Linked DNA regions of Homo sapiens: region 2 is linked to region 1. Evidence: read pairs that join two places in POLR2A ChIA-PET (ENCODE). Cell type or tissue: endothelial cell of umbilical vein. All regions are shown on one strand. Each heading gives the region's core, and the rest is flanking DNA. Links, peaks and the distances in the headings are about the cores only.

What was found. ChIA-PET counts read pairs that join two places held together with the same protein. Peaks named below come from ENCODE experiments on the same cell type or tissue, not always from the same donor. Only the 100,000 strongest peaks of a DNase experiment are listed, where the experiment ranks them.
Region 2: POLR2A ChIA-PET joins it to region 1 with 5 read pairs; 3 of 35 experiments call an interaction of 5 or more read pairs at or near these places.

Annotation. Positions count from the first base shown.
Region 1 is chr7:75,746,577-75,756,434 of GRCh38, reverse strand. No RefSeq gene overlaps it. Among named protein-coding and RNA genes, the nearest start is that of HIP1, 13 kb to the right of the region's middle. In endothelial cell of umbilical vein, for the core only: no CTCF peak of the experiment used is centred there; no DNase peak of the experiment used is centred there.
Region 2 is chr7:75,836,940-75,848,831 of GRCh38, reverse strand. No RefSeq gene overlaps it. Among named protein-coding and RNA genes, the nearest start is that of CCL24, 29 kb to the right of the region's middle. RefSeq lists an enhancer at 5,680-5,899. In endothelial cell of umbilical vein, for the core only: no CTCF peak of the experiment used is centred there; DNase peaks (open chromatin) are centred at 5,781 and 6,131; H3K27ac peaks cover 1,615 bases.

The DNA.
Region 1 (9,858 bases), core at 2,820-7,819:
ACCTTGTCTTCTCCATTAAGAATCCACTGTTTCAGCTGAGGCTGTGACTCTACGGTTCCATTAAAGCTCTCCTGGGGCAGTCAGACATCCACCAAGTTCATAAGAGCTGAGACAGGGCAAGCTGGGAGGCACCAGGCTGGATATCCACCCTCCTGGGAGGAGCAGGGTGACAGCCTAGATGACTTTTCCTCCCTGCTCCCAACCAGTGGCTCCAGTGCTTCATGAAGGGGTCACTGTGACAAAGAGGTCACTGCCCCTTCTTGGACCTCAGAGTCTTAAGCAATGATAACTCCTTCCATGTATAAGCAGTTTTTTTGTTTTGTTTTGTTTTGGGTTTTTTTTTTTTTTTTTTGAGATAGGGTCTTGCTCTGTCACCCAGGCTGGAGTGCAGTGGCACCATCTCGGCTCACTGCAGCCTCGACCTCCCAGGCTCAAGCGATCCTCTCACTTCAGCCTCCTGAGTAGCTGGGACCACAGCATGTACCACCACGCCTGGCTAATTTGTGTGTGTGTGTGTGTGTGTGTGTGTGTGTGTGTGTGTGTGTGTAGTAGAGATGGGGTTTTGCCATGTTGCCCAGGCTGGTCTCGAACCCCTGAGCTCAAGAAATTTGTCCACCTTGGCCTCCCAAAGTGCTGGGATTACAAGCGTAAGCCACCGCGTCCGGCCTCGAGCAGTTTTCTTATAGTGAGCCCTGCTGCACACACACGTGATCTCTATGTTGCAGGTGGTGTTGAGCATGGCTGGGAGCACAAGCTTGGACTCCAGTTGCCTGGGCTTGGTTCCACCATTTATTAGCTGTGTGATCTGAGCTAAGTTCTTGAACCTGAATCCTCCATTAACCCTGGTTTCCTTACTGGTAAAATGGAGATTGTAATGATACTAGGCTCATCAGGTTGCTACAAAGACTTCATGAGATAATGGATAAAAAGCTCAGAGACAGAGCCTGCTATGTAGTAAGTGGTTAACAGAAGTCCATTACAGGCCAGGGGTGGTGGCTCTCACATGTAATCCCAGCACTTTGGGAGGCCGAGGCAGGTGGATCACCTGAGGTCAGAGGTTCGAGACCAGGCTGGCCAACATGACAAAACCCCATCTCTACTAAAAATACAAAAATTAGCCGGGCATCCTGGCGCATGCCTGTAATCCCCGTTACTCGGGAGGCTGAGGCAGGGAGAATCATTTGAACCCGGGAGGCAGAGGTTGCAGAGCACCGAGATCGCACTACTATACTCCAGCCTGGGTGACAGAGTGAGATTCCATCTCAAAAAAAAAAAAAAAAAGTCTGGCCGGGCGCAGTGGCTCACGCCTGTAATCCTAGCAGTTTGGGAGGCCAAAGCAGGTGGATCACCAGGTCAAGAGATAGAGACCATCCTGGCCAACATGGTGAAACCCCATCTCTACTAAAAACGCAAAAATTAGCTGGGTGTGGTGGTGCGCACCTGTAGTCCCAGCTAGTCGGGAGGCTGAGGCAGGAGAATCCCTTGAACCCAGGAGGCGGAGGTTACAGTGAGCCAAGATCGTGCCAATGCACTCCAGCCTGGCAACAGAGCAAGACTCCGTCTCAGAACAAACAAACAAACAAACAAAAAAGAACAAAAAAAAAACAACTCCATTGCCGTGTCAGCTCTTGTTTTTTTCCTTTTTTTCCCTCGATCTGTCACCCAGGCTAGAGTGTAGTGGTGTGATCTCGGTTCACTGCAACCTCCGCCTCCTGGATTCAAGCGATTCTCCCTGCCTCAGCCTCCCTCCCGAGTAGCTGGGATTACAGGCATGCACCACCACGTCCAGCTAATTTTTGTATTTTTAGTAGAGACAGCGTTTCACCATGTTGGGGTGGCTGGTCTCAAACTCCCAACCTCAGGTGATCCGCCTGCCTCAGCCTCCCAATGTGCTGGGATTACAGGCGTGAGCTACCGCACCTGGCATTTTTTTTCCCCGTTTTTTAGAGAGAGGGACTTGCTTTGTCACCCAGGCTGGAGTGCAGTGGCACAATTACAGTTCACACAACCCAGGAGGTGGAGGTTGCAGTAAGCTGAGATTGTGCCACTGTACTCCAGCCTGGGTGACAGTGCAAGACTCCGTCTCTAAAAAAAAAAAAAAAAAAATTAGCCAGGCGTGGTGACATGTACCTATAGTCCTTCCTACTTGGGAGGCTGAAGCAGGAGGATCGATTTGACTCTAGGAGATTGAGTCTGCAGCGAGCTATGATCATGCCATTGCACTCCAGCCTGGGTGACAGAGCGAGACTGTAAAAAAAGAAAAAAAAAAAGGCTGAGCGCGGTGGCTCACGCCTGTAATCCCAGCACTTTGGGAGGCCAAGGCGGGCAGATCACAAGGTCAGGAGAGTGAAACCATCCTGGCCAACATGGTGAAATCCCGTCTCTACTAAAAATACAAAAATTAGCTGGGGGTGTTGGCGCGTGCCTGTAATCCCAGCTACTCGGGAGGCTGAGGCAGGAGAATCGTTTGAACCTGAGAGTTGGAGGTTGCAGTGAGCCGAGATCGTGCCACTGCACTCCAGCCTGGCGACAGACTGAGACTCCATCTCAAAAAAAAAAAAAAAGGAAAAGGTAGGGTGGTGGCAATGAGATGAGTGATTGCCTACTTGTGCCCAGTGAGTCTACATTTTACATAAGATAAGGTGTGCATTTGAAGGTAAAGGGAATAGAGAAGGCAGGTGTCTTGGGGAGAGGTGCAGAAGGGATGAATCTCATCTTGTCTTTGTTCCGTATCTGTGAGGAAGAGCTAGTAAGGGACATTATTGGTAATAATGAAAAACTGAAAGGGCTGGTTTCCGTTTAGCCCCTAGGGAAGAAAGTCTAATGGTAGTTAGTGAGGGAGTGGGGATAATGAGCTGTGTCTGATCTCTCTTCCTGTCACGGCCTGTGAACTCAGCCTCCAAGCTTTCTCTGGGGTTTCCTGGGCCAACAGGGGTTGAGTTTGTTGAGGACTTAGAATTTTATTTTTAGGTCGGGCACTGTGGCTCATGTCTGTAATCCCAGCACTTTGGGAGGCCGAGGTGGGAGGAGGGCTTGAGCCCAGGATTTCAAGACCCCGTCTCTATTTTAAAATAATGATAATAATAATAATAAAGATTTCCCAGGGCTGCTCTGGAAAGTGAGAGTCAGACAAAAGAGGGGAGGTAGGGGAAAGGAAAGGAGAGGAAAGGACGGGAAGTGAAAGAGGCTGGTTTTGTTTGTTGTTATTAGCCTTAGAGAACTATTTGGAATTTTTAAACAAATTTTTGCTCACGCCTGTAATCCCAGCACTTTGGGAGGCCGAGGCGGGCGGATCACCTGAGGTCAGGAGTTCAAGACCAGCCTGGACAACATGGCAAAATCCCATCTTTACTAAAAATACAAAGATTAGGCCGGGCGCGATGGCTCACGCCTGTAATCCCAGGACTTTGGGAGGCCAAGGAGGGCGGATCATGAGGTCAGGAGATCGAGACCATCCTGGCTAACATGGTGAAACCCCGTCTCTACTAAAAATACAAAAATTAGCTGGGCATGGTGGCGGGCACCTGTAGTGCCAGCTATTTGGGAGGCTGAGGCAGGAGAATGGCGTGAACCCAGGAGGCGGAGGTTGCAGTGAGCCAAGATCATGCCACTGCACTCCAGCCTGGGCTACAGAGCAAGACTCCGTCCCCCCACCCTAAAGAAAATACAAAGATTAGCCGGGTGTGGCAGCACATGCCTGTAATCCGAGCTACTCAGGAGGCTGAGGCAGGAGAATCGCTTGAACTCAGGAGGTGGAGGTTGCAGTGAGCCAAGATCGCACCACTGCACTCCAGCCTGGGTGACAGAGCAAGACTGCCTCAAAAAAAAAAAAACCTTTTTTTTTTTTTTAGAGGTAGAGTCTGACTCTGTCGCCCAGGCTGGAGCACAATGGCACAATCATAGCTCACTGCAGCCTCAAATTTCTGCCCTTAAGTGATCCTCCCAACTCAGTCTCCCCAGTAGCTGAGACTACAGGCATGCACCACCATGTCCAGCTAATTTTTTCTTTTATTCTTTGTAGAGATGGGGTCTTGCTATGTTGCCTAGGCGGGTCTCAAACTCCTGGCCTCAAGCAATCCTCCTGCATTGGCCTCCCAAAGTGCTGGGATTACTGATGCAAGCCACAGTGCCTGGCCAGAGACTGCTTTTACTGGTTGTTATTAGCCTTAGATAACTATTTGTTTTAAAAAGATTATTTTGAGATAGCATCCAGCTCTGTTGCCCAAGTTGGAGTGCAGCAGTGTGATCATAGCTCACTGCAGCCTCGGCTTCCCAGACTCAAGTGATCCCCCCACCTCAGCCTTTAGAGTAGCTGGGACTACAGGCATGTGCCAACACACTCTACTAATTTAAAAAAAATTTTCGACTAGGCATGTTGGCTCACACCTGTAATCCCAGCACTTTGGGAGGCCGAGGCAGGTGGATCATTTGAGATCAGGAGTTCGAGACCAGCCTGACCAACATGGTGAAACCCCATCTCTACTAAAATACAAAAAAAGTTAGCTGGGCGTGGTGGTGCATCCCTGTATTCCCAGCTACTCGGGAAGCTGAGGCAGGAGAATCACTTGAACCCGGGAGGCGAAGGTTGCAGTGAGCCGAGATTGCACCATTGCACTTCAGCCTGGATGACAAGAGTGAAACTCCATCTCAAAAAAAAAAATTTGTAGCCACCAGCATCAGCTAATTTTTTTTATGTTTTGTAGACACAGTGATCTCACTATGTTGCCCAGTCTGGTCTCAAACTCCTGGCCTCAAGTGATCCTCCTGTCTCAGCTTCCCAAAGTTCTTTCTTTTTTCTTTTCTTTGAGACGGAGTCTCACTCTGTCGCCAGGCAATCCCAGTTCACTGCAACCTCTACCTCCTGGGTTCAAGTGATTCTCCTGCATCAGCCTCCTGAGTAGCTGGGATTACAAGTGTGAGCCACCACGCCTGGCTAATTTTTGTATTTTCAGTAGAGACGGGGTTTCGCCACGTTGGCCTAGCTGGTCTCGAACTCCTCACCTCAAGAGATCCACCTGCCTCGGCCTCCCAAAGTACTGGGATTACAGGTGTGAGCCACTTCGCCCAGCCTGTAAAGTATATGAAGTATACTAATCTTAAGTGTATAGCCTGAAGAAGCATTACATAGTTATATACCCATGTTACTATCACAGAAGATATGCAACATTGTAGTTCCTTAGAAGATAACTTCATGCCACTTTCCACTCAGTCATGCTTACTGCTTGAGTTCCAGTTTATATCCTGGGAGACATATGATATCCCAGAGATATCCACTTTTTTTTTTCCTATTTTGACTTATATCCCTATCAGTTAGTGTTTATTTGTTTTTAAGATGGAGTCTTGCTCTTGTCGCCCAGGATGGAGTGCAGTGGTGCAATCTCAGCTCACGCAACCTCTGCCTCCCAGATTCAAGCAATTCTCCTGCCTCAGCCTCCCAAGTAGCTGGGATTACAGGTGCCCGCCACCACGCCCAGCTAATTTTTGTATTTTTGGTAGAGACGGGGTTGCGCCATGTTGGCCAGGCTGACCTCAGGTGATCCACCCACCTCAGCCTCCCAAAGTGCTGAGATTACAGGCGTGAGCCACCACACCCAGCCCCCCTTCTCTCTTCTAATCGAGGCCCACTGCTTCATCTGTCATCTCTATGAGGGTGACACTAAGCTGACAGCTCTGACAACCCTTTGGATGGTCCCACTGCCTGATGGCCATCTCTGTGTGGCATTTGAAACTCAGCTTGTCCACAAATGATCTTGTATCTTTCCCTCAAAGGATGCCTCATCTTGGGCCATGGCATTATTTTGCTAGTGTAGGATGAGATCAACTTGTCCTGCGGACACTTGATCCCATCCATCACCTGGGCCAATTCCGAGCTGTCTCCCTACTCCTGGCTTGTGGGCTGCCTGTCTGGCTGGGCTTCCCATTTTGGCTCAGTTCCTGCCTCCCTGGCTCCTGACTTGGTGCAGCTCCTGGCTCCAGTTTCAGATTCTGCCCCAGCTCCTGGTTCAACCCATAGAGGAATGGGGTGCCAGGCTGGTCCGAAGGTAGCTGAGTTACCTCTTATCTCAGTTGATTGTTCATAGTCAGTTACAGATCAAACTCCTTTTTTTTTTTTTTTTTGAGACAGAGTCTTGCTCTGTCACCCAGGCTGGAGTGCAGTGGTGCAGTTTTGGCTCACTGCAACCTCTGCCTCATGAGTTCAAGCAATTCTCCCTGCTTCAGCCTCCCAAGTAGCTGGGATTAACGGCGACCACCGCCATGCCTGGCTAATTTTTGTATTTTTAGCAGAGACAGGGTTTCATCATGTTGGCCAGGCTGGTCTCAGAACTCCTGATTTCAGGTGATCCACCCAACTCGGTATCCCAAAGCACTGGAATTACAGGCATGAGCCACTGCACCCAGCTTTTTTTTTTTTTTTTTTAGACAGAGTCTTACTTCACTCTGTCACCCAGGCTGGAGTGCAGTGGCATGATCTCCACTCACTGTAACCTCCACCTCCTGGGTTCAAGCGATTCTCCTGCCTCAGCCTCCCGAGTAGCTGGGATACAGGGGTGCACCACCACACCCGGCTAATTTTTGTATTTTTAGTAGATACCTGGTTTCATCATGTTGGCCAGACTGGTCTCAAACTCCTGACCTCAAGTGATCCACCTGCCTCCGCCTCCCAAAGTGCTGGGATTATAGGCATAAGCCATTGCGCCTGGCCTTGTTCTACTGTTTAATGCCTTCTCACTACTCCACTTGACTAGTCTAAAAAATAAAAAAATAGGGCCAGGCGCGTTGGCTCATCCCTGTAATCCCAGCACTTTGGAGGCCTAGGCGGGAGGATTGCTTGAGCCCAGGAATTCGAGACCAGTTGGGGTAACATAGCAAAACCTTGTAGCTACATAAAAAAGAAAAAATTACCCGGGGGGATTGTGCATGCCTATGGTCCCAGCTACCCAGGAGGCTGGGGTGGGAGGATCACCTGAGCCCAGGAGGTTGAGGCTGCAGTGAGCTGTGGTCTTGCCACTGCACTCCAGCCAGAGTGACAGAATGAAACACAGTCTCAAAATAAACATACATAAAAATTAAAATAAAAAATAAAAAAATAAAGGTATGGGGCACCCAAGACCACTCCTGGCAGGTCTCTGCTGCCCCGTTACTGAGCACCACCCTTGTCTCCAATCTACCCTGACTCTTTCTATACACACCTGCATGTGCAGACAGACACACACAATTAATACTTTGAGTACTGACATGAACATTTCAAGATCTGGCAAAGACTTGCCGGGCACAGTGGCTTATACCTGTAATCACAGCACTTTGGGAGGTTGAGGAGGGAGGATTGCTTGAGCCCAGGAGTTTGAGAGCAGCCTAGGCAACATGGTGAAACCCTGTCTCTATTTTTTTTTTTTTTAAAGGATCTGGCAAAGACTTTAGATAATACAGCTTTCAGTCTTGGAGTTCCTGATATACACTAGCTAGTAATAAGCTGAGAGTACTTTTCTTTTAGGCACGGGGTCTTGCTATGTTGCCCAAGCTGGCCTTGAACTCCTGGGCTCGAGTGATCCTCCCGCCTCAGCCTCCCAAGTAGTTGAGACTACAGATGTGGGCCATCACGCTCAGCTGTTTCTTTGGGTGTGTTTTTGTTGTTTCTGTGTTTGTTAACTATTTTATCTTTATGTTTTCTGCCTTTATTTTTAAAGTATATATAAAGACAATAACCTCTGTATATAAACCCTCCTTCCATCTTATAACCAAAACTAGCATCTGGGATTATATCCTTCCATGCCTTGTGTGTGTGTGTGTGTGTGTGTGTGTGTGTGTGTGTGTATTCTTTCACATACAAAAGGATATATACAGCTATATGGGATTTTTCTTTTGCTTGTTTTTATCAAAGTAGAATCATTCTATTCACTCTACTCTGCAACTTCCTGCTTTTTCACTTGACAATTTTCAAATTTCATGGACATCCCTACAAGTCAGTATTTTTAGATCTAACGTTATCTTTTTTTTTTTTTTTTTGAGACGGAGTCTCGCTCTGTCGCCCAGGCTGGAGTGCGGTGGTGCGATCTCCACTCACTGCAAGCTCTGCCTCCCGGGTTCACGCCATTCTCCTGTCTCAGCCTTCCCAGTAGCAGGGACTACAGGCGCCTGCCGCCACGGCCGGCTAATTTTTTTGTATTTTTAGTAGAGACGGGGTTTCACCATGTTAGCCAGGATGGTCTCGATCTCCTGACCTTGTGATACGCCCACCTCGGCCTTCCAAAGTCCTGGGATTACAGGTGTGAGCCACCGCGCCCGGCCACTTTATCCTTTTTTCACATTCATACATGCAAATACAGACAGATATCTTTTTTTTTTTTTTTTGAGACAGGGTCTCACTCTGCCACCCAGGCTGGAGTGCGCTGGCACTGTCTCAGCTCACTGCAACCTCTGCCTCCCAGGTTCAAGCAATTCTCGTGCCTCAGTCTTCCAAGTAGCTGGGATTACAGGTGCACGCCACCTGTATTTTTTGGTAGAGATGGGTTTCACTACGTTGGCCAGGCTGGTCTCAAACTCCTGACCTCAGGTGATCCATCCACCTCAGCCTCCCAAAGTGCTAGGATTACAGGTATGAGCCACCGTGTCTGGCCTTGAGAAATATACTTTTGAATAAATGAGATGCTCTTCTTGTTTAATCCCCCAAACATCTGGAGAAACATGGCATTCTCATCATTCTATTTTAGCACTTACTTTTTTTTTTTGAAACAGAGTCTGGCTCTGTCGCCAGGGCTGGAGTGCACTGGCACGATCTTGGCTCACTGCAACCTCCGCCTCCCGTGTTCAAGCAATTCTCTTGCCTCAGCCTCCCAAGTAGCTGGGATTACAGATGTGCGCCACCACGCCCAGCTAATTTTTGTATTTTTAGTAGAGACAGGGTTTCATCATGTTGGCGAGGCTGGTCTTGAACTCCTGACCTCAGGTGATCTGCCTGACTCAGCCTCCCAAAGTGCTGGGATTACAGGTGTGAGCCACTGCACCTGGCCTTTCTGGCACTTACTTTCTTGTGTAGGATGTGCTTTTTGTTTGTTTTTTATTTATCTTATTTTTATTCTTATTTATTTATTTTTAGACTGTGTCTTGCTCTGTCTCCCAGGCTGGAGTGCAATGGCACAATATCGGCTCACTGCAACCTCTGCCTCCCAGGTTCAAGTGATTCTCCTGCCTCAGCCTCCCAAGTAGCTGGGACTACAGGTGTATGCCACCACGCCTGGCTAATTTTTGTATTTTTAGTAGAGAGGGGTTTCACCATGTTGGCCAGGCTGATCTTGAACACCTGACCTCAAGTGATCTGCCCACCTCGGCCTCCCAAAGTGCTGGGATTACAGGCTTGAGCCACTGTGCCTGGCCTGTTTGTTTTTTTAGACAGGGTCTTGCTCTGTCACCCAGGCTGGAGTGCAGTGGGACAATCATAGCTCACTGCAGCCTTGAACTCCTGGGCTTAAGCAATCCTCTTGTCTTAGCTTTCCAAGTAGCTGGGACTACAGGTACCTGCCACCACACCCAGCTATATTTTTGCTTTTTGTAGAGATAGGGTCTCACCATATTGCCCGGGATGGCCTCGAACTCCTGGGCTCAAGTGAGGATGTGCTTTCTAAAAAACACATGTATCCATGACCAAACAGTAAATGTATAATCTTTTTAGTATTGTGCCTCCTCCAGAGTAAGAGCCCAAGGAATGTTTGCTGAATGAATGAAAGCTTGCATTATTACTCTTCCTAATTTACTTTTGGGTAAGTGGCTCAAAGCATTCAGCAACTTGTCCAAGAACCCACAACTGAAATACTCACTTATTAGTTCCAGAAGAAGACAAACAGTCCAATTTAAAAATGGGCA
Region 2 (11,892 bases), core at 4,220-9,219, 91 kb before region 1:
ACAAAAAATTGTAAAAACCTAGCTGGGCATGATGGTGCACACCTGTAGTCCTAGCTACTCAGGAGGCAGAGGTGGGAGGATCTCTTGAGGCTGGGAGTTGGAGGATGCAGTGAGCTATATGATTGCACCACTGCACCCCAGACTGGGTGACAGAGTGAGAACCTGTCTCAAAATAAAATAAATAAAAAATAAAAGAAGGCCGGGTGTGGTGGCTCACACCTGTAATCCCAGTACTTTGGGAGGCCGAGGCACGTGGATCACCTGAGGTCAGGAGTTCGAGACCAGCCCGGACAACGTGGTGAAACCCCATCTCTACTAAAAATACAAAAAATCAGCCGGTCACGGTGGCACGTGCCTGTAGTCCCAGTTACTTGGGAGGCTGAGGAGCAAGAATCACTTGAACCCAGGAGGCAGAGATTGCAATGAGCCAAGATCGTGCCACTGCACTCCAGTCTGGGTGACAGAGCGAGACTCTGTCTCAGAAAAATATAAAGAAAGAAAGAAAGAAAAGAAGAGAATGTGCCACTGCCCTCTTCAGCCTGGATCATAGAGCAAGATCTCTCTCTCTCTCTCAAAAAAAGAAAGCTTAGTACTCAAAGATTTCTTTTTTTTTTTTTTTAAATAGAGATAGGGTCTCTCTATGTTTCCCAGGCTGGTTTCAAAGTCGTGGGCTCCAGGGATCCTCCTGCCTCAGCCTCCCAAAGTGCTGGGATTACAGGTGTGAGCCACCGCACCCGGCCTCAAAGCTGCATCTTAAGGAGAAACGACAATCTAAGCAGAGAGAATGGCACAACACAGGCTTGGAGGCGGCCCCTTTGGGGAAGTAAAAGCAGCCAGTTTAGCCCTCCCTCCATTCCCACCATGGCTCAGGCTCTTCTCTTTATTTCAGCCTCTGCTGCCTTCTGGATTCTTGTCCTTTTTCCATTGCCAGCTCTTGGTGACAACATGCAGCTCACCAGTTTGACCTGTGGTGCTCTCTAAGGCTGTCACTTCTACTTCCCCTCTGGCTCTCTCTAGTCTGAGACAATTCGAGTAACCTCCCTGCCCGCCAGTGTGGCTCCTTGGCACCACAAGCCCAGCCCTCTAACAGAAACAACCAGACAGATGCAAACCGGGACACCTAAGGATGGACAGCAGGGCTCCATCCTCCTGTTCAATGCTGCCACTGGGATCTCAAATGAAGACGGAGAAGCTCTCATTTTCGCCAGACACTGTGGCTCACTCCTGTCATCCCAGCGCTTTGGGAGACTGCGGCAGGAGAATTGCTTGAGGCTGGGAATTGGAGACCAGCCTGGGAAACTTAGCAAGGCCCTGTCTCTACCACACATGAAAAATAGCTGGGGGTGGTGGTGTGTGCCTGTGGTCCCAGCTACTCAGGAGGCTGAGGCAGGAGGATCGCTGGAGCCCAGGAGGTTGAGGCTGCAGTGAGCCATGATCGCACCACTGCACTCCAGCCTGGGTGATGGAGCAAGACCCTGTCTCTAAAAAAAAGGCCTGATTTTCAAGAATGTGTGCCCAAATCTGGGGGTGGGAGAGGAGACATTCAGGATCCTAACAGGCTAGAGAAAAGGTCCAACTCTTAGGAGATGAAATAGCTAAGCCTCTGGTCACAAAGCCATGACCAAATCCCAGAAAGGAGAGGCAAGGCACTGCAGGAAAAGACTCGGGGGTTTAGAAAAGAAGCTGTGAACTGGGTGCGGTGGCTCACGCCTGTAATCCCAGCACTTTGGGAGGCAGAAGTGGGCGGATCAACTGAGGTCAGGAATCCAAGACCAGCCTGGCCAACATGGTGAAACCCCCTCTCTACTAAAAATACAAAAATTAGCCGGGTGCGGTGGTGGCATGTGCCTGTAATCCCAGCTACTCAGGAGGCTGAGGCAGGAGAATCGCTTGAGCCTGGGAGGCTGGAGGTTGCAATGAGCTGAGATTGGCCCACTGCACTCCAGCCTGGATGACAGAGTGGAAAAAAAAAAACAAAACCAGCCTCAGCAACATAGTGAGATCCATTTCTACAAAAAATTTTTTAAAATTAGCCAAGTGTGGTGGTGCATACCTGTAGTCCCAGCTACTAGGGAGGCTGAGGTAGGAGGATCACTTGAGCCTGGGATGTTGAGGCTGCTGTGAGCCAAGATTGCACCACTGCACTCCAGTCTGGGTGACAGAGTGAGACCCTGTTTCCAAAGAAAAAAAAACACCAATAATAAACATTGATTATTTTACATACTTTTTTTGGTCAGGGATTCAGAAATGACTTAGGTACATGGTTTGGATTTAAGGTTTCTCTTAAGGTTGTAGCCAAGATGTTGTCCAGGTCTACAGCCATCTGTCAGCGTTACTCAGCTGGAGGCACGGAGGCATTCCTGCCTGCACTGAGACATTCCTGCCCTTTCACAGTCTTGACACTTTTGAAGACTACTGGACAGTTAGTTTGTAGAATGCCCATCAATTTGGGTTTGTCTGATATTCTCTTGTGGTTAGATTGAGGCTATGCATTTTTCTCAACGAGACTGTAATAGTACAGTTGTGTCCTTTTTATTTATTTTTTGAGACAGGGTCTCACTCTGTCACCCAGCCTGGAGTACAGTGGTGCAATCATAGCTCACTGCAGCCTCGACCTCCTGGGCTTAAGTGATCTTCCCACCTCAGCCTCCCGAGTAGCTGGAATTACAGGCATGCATCATCGTGCCCAGCTAATTTTTATATTTTTGTAAACACAGGGTCTCATTACGTTGCCCAGGCTGATCTCAAACTCCTGAGCTCAAGTGATCCTCCTGCCTCAGCCTCCTAAAGTGCTGGGATTACAGGTGTGAGCTACTGTATTCAGCCTCCAAGCTGTGTCCTTTTTAGTGTATCACATTAGAGGGTTCATGATGGCATTATATCTCATTGCTGGAGATGTTCACCTTGACCATTTGGTTCAAGTGGTGTCTTCTGAGATTTTCCACTGTTATATTACCATTTTTCACTTTGTATTTAATAAAATCATGAAGTCTCCTAAAGCTTTCTCAGGCATCTACATTTGTCAAAGCTCCCTGAGTGATTCCATTGTGCTACCGGGGTTGAAAACCACCAAATAGGTAGATCAAGTTCATGGAGGAGCTAAGATGGGTGAGATGGGGACTTGAAAAGAGGTGACATGAGGAATGGCTGAACGCCTGCAGAATATAAGAGTCAGGGACTGGCTGGGCATGGTGGCTCATGCCTCTAATCCCAGCACTTTGGGAGGCCGAGGTGGGTGGATCACCTGAGATCAGGAGTTCAAGACCAGCCTGGCCAACCCCATCTCTACTAAAAATACAAACAAAATTAGCCCGGCGTGGTGGTGGGTGCCTGTAGTTCCAGCTACTCAGGAGGCTGAGGCAGGAGAATCGCTTGAGCCTGGGAGGCGGAGGTTGTAGTGAGCCAAGATCACGCCACTACACTCTAGCCTGGGCAACAAGAGCAAAACTCTGTCTCAAAAAAACAAACAAACCAAACGAACAAAAAAAACCAAAGTCAGGGACTAACATGTTTGAAAATATCTGAAGAGCTGTCAAGTGTGAATAGTTCCTGTGCAAACCAAAAATAAAATTCTAAGCACCCCCATCAACAGAATGGACTCCTCTTTCAGCCAAGGGCATTCCAAAGTTAACCTGAAACACTAGTACAGGCCATCATGGGAAGGGGTGTTTGGACATGCCTCATTATACCCACCTCCCTTTGAAATTCAGGTATAGCCAACAAGCATGAACATGAAAAGAGAAACCTTAAGATGGACAAAACACACTCTTTAGCAATGAGATACCAGCATGACAGATAGCAGGCCCTGAAAGAAATCAAAGTATTTTACCCACAAATATATTTCTTTGAGATACATACATACATATATATATATATATATAGACACACACATACATATATATACACACACATATATATGTGTGTGTGTATATATACATATATATAAACTTTTGTTTAGGTCAGGCACAGTGGCACATACTTGTAATCCCAGCACTTTGGGAAGCTGAGACGGGTGAATTGCTTGAGCTCAAGACTTTGAGAGCAGCTTGGGCAACATGGTAAAACCCTGTCTACAGTTTTTTTTTTCTGTTTTTTTTTTTTGATACAGAGTCTCACTCTGTCACTGAGGCTGGAGTGCAATGGCATGATCTCGGCTCACTGCGACCTCCACCTTCCGGGTTCAAGTGATTCTCCTGCCTCAGCTTTCTGAGAAGCTGGGATTACAGGTGCACAGCACCATGCCCAGCTAATTTTTGTATTTTCAGTAGAGATGGGGTTTCACCATGTTGGCCAGGCTGGTCTTGAACTTCCGACCTCAGGTGATCCACCTGCCTTAGCCTGCCTCCCAAAGTATTGGGATTACGGGAGTGAGCCACCAAACCCAGCTCCAAATTTTCTTTTTTTAAATTAGCCATGTGTGGTGATAAGCACCTGTAGTCCCCACCACTCAGGAGGCTGAGGTAGGACGATTGCTTGAGACCAGGAGGTCGAGGCTGCAATGAGCTGATTGTGCCACTGCACTCCAGTCTGGCAGTGAGAGTGAGATTGTCTCAAAAAACACAAAACAAACAAACAAACAAAATAAAGACAGGGTCTCCTATGTTGCCCAGGCTGGTCTCGAACTCCTGGGTTCAATCAATCCTCCTGCCTCAGCCTCCCAAAGTGCTGGGGTTGTAGGCGTAAACCATCATGCCAGCCTCTATGGGAGCCATAAAGTGGTCTATGTAATCACACACTTGTCAAACCAATTCTATCCGTGATTCTTGGGGAAATCTGTGAAGTCCCATCTATCTGAAGAGATGTTGTGGAGGCTGAAATAACTCCATCTTGGAAGCTAGGCTTCTGATTAACCCTGGTTCCAAGAATGCCTCTAAGATTTCCAGTTTATCTATCATTCCTTATATAAAAGCGCATACTTACCATTAATCCTGCCCTTATGCCAGAGGCGTTAGAACCAGAGTGACTCCATCTTGAGTGAGGGCTAAGAAAAATGAGGCTGGGGCTTGCTGGGCCGCACTCCCAGAAAGTGAGGTATTCCTAGCCTCCAGATGTTTACAGTTAAGGGAACAGATTGACAATGTTTACTAAACAGACCCAGACTTAGGAGTGTCCTGATATCCCGATATCTTGACAACAGAAGCGTTCCTACGATAATTTCGATTCTTGCGAAATACAGTAAGAAAATTAATCCTTTATCACAAACCCTTGTAGCAGAACACATCTCCCCATAATCTTTTCTTATGCTATATATAAACAAGTATTGTCTCCAGGGTGGACACATTCCTCCTCTTCCTAACCTGTCTGTGGAGTAGCTGTGTCCTTCACCACGTTACTTTCCTAATAAACTTGCTTTTACTTTATGAACTTGCCCTGAATTCTTTCTGGCGCGAGATCCAAGAACCCTCTGTTGGGGTCTGGATCGGGACCCCTTTCTGGTAACACTTGGATCAAATCAACCTTGATGAACTCCTACTTACTGTAAATCCTGCCCTTAAGCAAATTCCTACACATTCCTTCTGGAGCATGTGCATTCTTTCCTTATGGTATATAGTTCCTGAGTCTGGGATGTAACAGCATGGAGATCTACCTGCCTTGTGGCCATCCAAGACGATGCTTCTGTCCATAGTTCCCCCAGTGAAACACCCCGTGATGACAAACTGGATTTGTCTGCCTCATTCTTTGGTTTCTTGGCTCCTTCTATACTTAGGGTTGTTTTGCATATAAGGCCCTATTGTGAAACAGATGTTTAATATGAGTCACTGTTCTGTTTAGAAATATACATTGTTGTTACTGTTGATCTCCACTTCTGCGGGGGTGTTTCCTGTTCTGGAAATCTCTCTGCTGGCCCCTGGGGCACCTCCGTGAATAGTGAAATGCTCACTACTTGGCAGGGAGACTTTCAGCTCTGAGTCCAGCCTGCAAACACCCCAATATCACTCTTCGCACAGAGATACAGGCACTGTGACACTAAGCTGGAGGCAAGGTATGTGGGGAGGCTGGCCTGGGGAAATAAAGCTATTTTTGGATCCAATAAAGCTTCCTAAAGCTGAGGCCACCTAAGAGGTATCCGTCAAATGCTTACCTTGTATAGGATTCTTCTGTGTATTTTGGTCCAGTGGTCAGCAAGAGGCCGGGAGCTACAGAACTACCCATCCAGGGCCCCAGGGAAGGTTAAGGACAGGGTTAAACCAGACTTCAATTCTCATCATCCTGATGCAGCAAGAAGGAAATGTCTGTTATCAGTGTGGGTGGGAGTTGTGTTTCCCCTGAAAGGAGTGGAAATTTCACTGAAAGTCATCCTGGAAAGAGGCCAGTCTTCGGAGACAGAAAAAAAAAAAAAAATGAAAAGGCTGGGCGCGGTGGCTAATACCTATAATCCCAGAACTTTGGGACACCAAGGTCTGCTGATCACTTGAGGTCAGGAGTCCAAGGCCAGCCTGGCCAACATGGCAAAACCCTTTCTCTACTAAAATTACAAAAAAAAATTAGCCGGGTGTGGTGGCACACACCTGTGGTCCCAGCTACTTGGGAGGCTGAGGCACGAGAATCGCTTGAACCCGGGAGGCAGAGGTTGCAGTGAGCCAAGATCGTACTATAGCACTCCAGCCTAGGTGACAGACTGAGACTCAGTGTCAAAAAAAAAAAAAAAAAAAGAAGCTTGGGGAGGTGGGTCTCAAAGACAAAACAAAAGCTTTTTCTCTCCCCAGGGCTGCTAAACCTGGATTTTGAGGCACAGACAAAAGATCTATGTTGTAGCTAATTTTCTGACAATTTGGCTATGCTAAGGTGCCTGTCTAGACATCAGTTTAGATGCTAACACCAGTCTAGGTGCTACTATGAAGGTAATTTTCAGACATGATTAACTTTTTTAATTTTTATTTTAGAGACAGAGTCTTGCTCTGTCGCCCAGGCTGGAGTGCAGTGGTGCGATCATAGCTCACTGCAGCCTCAACCTTCCAGACTCAAGTGATCCTCCCACTTAAGCCTCCCAAGTAGCTGGGACTACAGGCTCACACCACCACGCCTGGCTTTATTTTATTTTTTTTGTAGAGACAGGGTCTCGCTATATTGCCCAGGCTGGTCTCAAACTCCTGAACTCAAAGCGATCCTCCTGCCTCGGCCTCCCAAAGTGCTGGGATTACAAACGTGAGCCACCGTGCCTGGCTGTGATGAACATTTAAATCAGCAGACTTTGAATAAAGACGATGACCCTCCACAAAGCAGGTAGGTCTCATCCAATCACTTGAAGGCTTTAAGGTCAAAGAGTGAGGTTTCCTGAAGAAGAAGGAATTGGGCCTCGATTCCACTGCAACATAGAAACCCTGGCTGGGTTTCCAGCCTGCTTGGCCTGCCTGAAGAATTTAGACACGAGGCTGCAACACCACCTCTTCCCTGGATCTCCAGCCTGCCAGCTTGCCCTACACATTTTGAACTTGCCAGCCTCTGCAATTACAGAAGCCAGTTCTTTTTCTTTTTCTCTTGAGACAGAATCTCACTTTTGTCGCCCAGGCTGGAGTGCAATGGCATGATCTCAGCTCACTGAAACCTCCGCCTCTCAGATTCAAGTGATTCTCCTGCCTCAGTCTCCCAAGTAGCTGGGATTACAGGTGCCCACCACCATGCCTGGCTAATTTTTGTATTTTTAGTAGAGATGGGGTTTCACCATGTTGGGCAGCCTGGTCTTGAACTCCTGACCTCAGGCGATCCGCCTGCCTTGGCCTCCCAAAGTGCTGGCATGAGCCACCACGCCTGGCCTAAACCAATTCTTATTTATTTATTTTTTGAGACGGAATTTCGCTCTTGTTGCCCAGGCTGGAGTGCAATGGCATGATCTCAGCTCACTGCAACCTCCACCTCCCGGGTTCAAGTGATTCTCCTGCCTCAGCCTCCCGACTAGCTGGGACTACAGGCATGCACCACTATACCCAGCTAATTTTTTGTATTTTTAGTAGAGACGGGGTTTCTCCATGTTGACCAGGCTGGTCTTGAACTCCTGACCTCAGGTGATCTGCCTGCCTCGGCTCCCAAAGTGCTGGGATTACAAGCATGAGCCACCGCGCCCAGCCTAAGCCAGTGCTTTAAAATAATGAAAGGATTATTTTTCTCTCTCTGTATGTATATCCTATTCACTCTGTTTGAGAGCCTTGACTAATACAGTTTCACTAGAAATTGACTCCTATTGCAATGACTGAGGATGGGAGTTGGGGAGGAATCATATTGGAAGAGATCCTGTGGGCAGGTTGGTGCCTATGGCCTCTGACTGCAGCCCCTTCCAAGACTCAGCTGGAAGCATCTGGATTAAGGGATTGGAAAACTCTAGCCTGTAGACCAAATCCACTCGTAGGCTACAGTGTACAGCCCACAGTGTTAAGATTGTTTTTGTATTTTTAAAGGATTGTTAAAAACAAATAGACAAGCCGGAGGCAGTGGCTCACACCTTTAATCCCAACACTCTGGGAGGCCAAGGCGGGAGGATTGCTTGAGCTCAGGAGTTTCAAACCAGTCTGGGCAACATAGCAAGACCCCATCTCTATTAAAAATCAATCACAGGTGACTGAGGTGGTGCATGCACCTGTAGTCCCAGGTATTCAGGAAGCTGAGGCAGGAAGATCTTTTGAGGCCAGGAGTTTGAGACCAGCCTGGGCAACATAGCAAGACCCTGCCTCTATAAAAACTGTTTGAAATAGCCAGGTATGGTATTACAGGCCTGTAGTCCCAGCTACTTGGGAGACTGAAGCAGAAGGATCACTTGAGCCTGGGAGTTCAAAGCTGTAGTGAGCTCTGATCGCACCATCACACTGCAGCCTGGACAACAGAGTGAGACTCTGTCTATTTTTTTTTTTTTGAGATGGAGTCTTGTTCTGTTGCCCAGGCTGGAGTGCAGTGGCGCGATCTCGGCTCACTGCAAGCTCCACTTTCCGGGTTCATGCCATTCTCCTGCCTCAGCCTCCTGAGTAGCTGGGACTACAGGCACCCGCCACCACACCCTGCTAATTTTTTTGTATTTTTAGTAGAGACGGGGTTTCACCATGTTAGCCAGGATGGTCTCGATCTCCTGACCTCGTGATCCACCCACCTCAGCCTCCCAAAGTGCTGGGATTACAGGCGTGAGCCACCGCGCCTGGCTACTCTGTGTCTAAAATATAAAAAATCAGAACAAAACAAAAAGGTATACCCCCAGCCATCAACCACCTCCACACTTCAGCCTACTCCAAAACCCTAAAAAACTCCTAACTATGAGTTGTTTGGTATCTCTCGGTATTAGCTAACCCTGGGAGGGTCAGTTTCCTCCTCTAGCACCAGCAAGGCCCCAGATGTCAAAAAATAGAATCAAAATACAGGCCTTCCATGAGCCAGGCATGGTGGCTCATGCCTATAATCCCAGCACTTTGGGAGGCTAAGGCAGGCAGATCACCTGCGGTCAGGAGTTCAAGTTCAAGGAGGTCAAGGAACCTGGCCAACATGGTGAAACCCCATCTCTACTAAAAATACAAAAATTAGCTGAGCATGATGTTGCGTGCCTGTAGTCCCAGCTACAAGAGAGGCTGAGGCATGAGGATAGCCTGAACCCAGGAGGCAGAGGTTGCAGGGAGCCAAGCTCGCACCACTGCACTCCAGCCTGGGCAACACAGCAAGACTCTGTCTCGAAAACAAAACAAAACAAAAAAGAATCAAAATGCAGAAAATAAAGATACATGCTTAATATACTGGGTCATCTAGTGATTCTGGGTTTGTTTGTTTTTTGAGACAGACTCTCGCTCTGTCACCCAGGCTGGAGTGCAGTGGCACGATTTCAGCTCACTGCAACCTCTGCCTCCCAGGTTCAAGCGGTTCTCCTGCCTCAACCTCCCCAGTAACTGGGATTACAGGCATGCACCACCATGCTCAGCTACTTTTTTTTTTTTTTTTTTTTTTGTATTTTTGGTAGACACGGGGTTTCACCATATTGGCCAGGCTGGTCTTGAACGCCTGACCTCAAGTGATCCACCCACCTCAGCCTCTCAAAGTGCTAGGATTACAGGCATGAGCCACCGTGCCCAGCCTAGTGATTCTATGTTTACATTTAGAGGAACTGCTTTTCCACGGTACTGGACCATTTTACATCGCCACCAACAATGTAGAGTACCTGCAGATAGGTCCTTTGTCTGATATTCACGGCAAGTCAATACACAGATACACCAGGTTGCAGTAGAGAAGGAGGTTTCTTCATAAGGCCACCAAACGAGGAGATGGAGGAAACCTCAAATTCATCTCCCCCAGGAATTTGGAGTTAGGGTTTTTCAGAGTTTTGGAGTGGGCTGAAGCGTGGAGGTGGTTGATGGGCGGAAGTGTGCGGGGTGAAGTCACGGGACAGGGAGATGAAGAAGCTGGGTTCTCATGCTCATTCTCTTCCCCTGCGGGGGTCTTCAAACTGGTTGACATCAGCTGTTTTGCTGGAATTCAGGATCTGAAAAATATCTTAAGCAATTCTTTGTTTTTTTTTTTTTGAGACTGAGTTTCGCTCTTGTTGCCCAGGCTGGAGTGCAATGGCACGATCTCAACTCACTGCAACCTCCGCCTCCCCAGTTCAAGCGATTCTCATGCCTCAGCCTCCCCAGTAGCTGGGATTACAGGCACATGCCACCATGCCCAGCAAATTTTTGTTTTTTTTTTTAGTAGAGACGGGGTTTCCCCATGTTGGCCAGGCTAGTCTCGAACTCCTGACCTCAGGTGATCTGCCCACCTCGGCCTCCCAAAGTGCTGGGATTACAGGCGTGAGCCACTGTGCCTGCCCAGCAATTCTTAAGCAAAAGTCTTATGATTCCTTTTTTTTTTTTTTTGAGACAGGATCTTGCTCTGTTGCCCAGGCTAGAGTGAAGTGGCGAGATCATGGCTCACTGCAGCCTCGACCTCCTGGGCTCAAGTGATTCTCCCATCTCAGCCTCCCCAGTAGCTGAGACTACACATGCAGCCACCCTGCCTGGCCCCAATTTTTTTTTTTAATGTTTCATATTGCCTCCTTATTATTTTGAAATAAATTTCAAGTGTCACAAGGCAGAAGGATCACTTGAGGCCAGGAGTTTGAGACAAGTCTGGGCAACATAGTGAGACCTCATTCCTATAAAAAAATAAACAAAATTAGCCAGGCATGGTGGTGCACACCTGTAGTCTCAGCTACTTCTGAGGTTGAGGTGGAAGGATCACTTGAGCCCAGGTGTTGGGGGCTGTAGTGAACTACAGTCACGCCATGGCACTCCAGCCTGGGTAACAGAGAAACAAATTTACCCCTATATTTCTTCCCTATATTTTATAGTTTTGGCTCTTACATTTAGGTATTTGATCCATGCTGAGTTTTTTTTTTTTGAGATGTAGTCTTGCTCTGTTGCCCTGGCTGGACTGCAGTGGCGTGATCTCGGCTCGCTGCAAGCTCCACCTCCTGGGTTCACATCATTCGCCTGCCTCAGCCTCCCCAGTAGCTGGGACTACAGGCACCCGCCACCACGCCTGGCTAATTTTTTGTATTTTTAGTAGAGACAGGGTTTCACCGTGTGAGCCAGGATGGTCTCGATCTCCTGACCTCGTGATCCGTCCGCCTTGGCCTCCCAAAGTGCTGGGATTACAGGCGTGAGCCACCGCGCCCGGCCGAGTTAATTTTTTTTTTTTAATAGATGAAGTCTCGCCATGTTTGCCAGGTTGGTCTTGAACTCTTAGCCTCAAGCAATCCTCCCACCTCGGCCTTCCAAAGTGCTAGGATTACAGACATGAGCCAGCGCGCCCAGCCAAGTTAATTTTTGTATATGGTATGTGGTAGCAGTTGCACTTCTTTCTCTTGCGGGCGGATATTCAATTGTTCTAGCACCACCTGTTGAATATACTTCTTTCTCCATTGAATGGCCTTGGCACTCTTGTCAA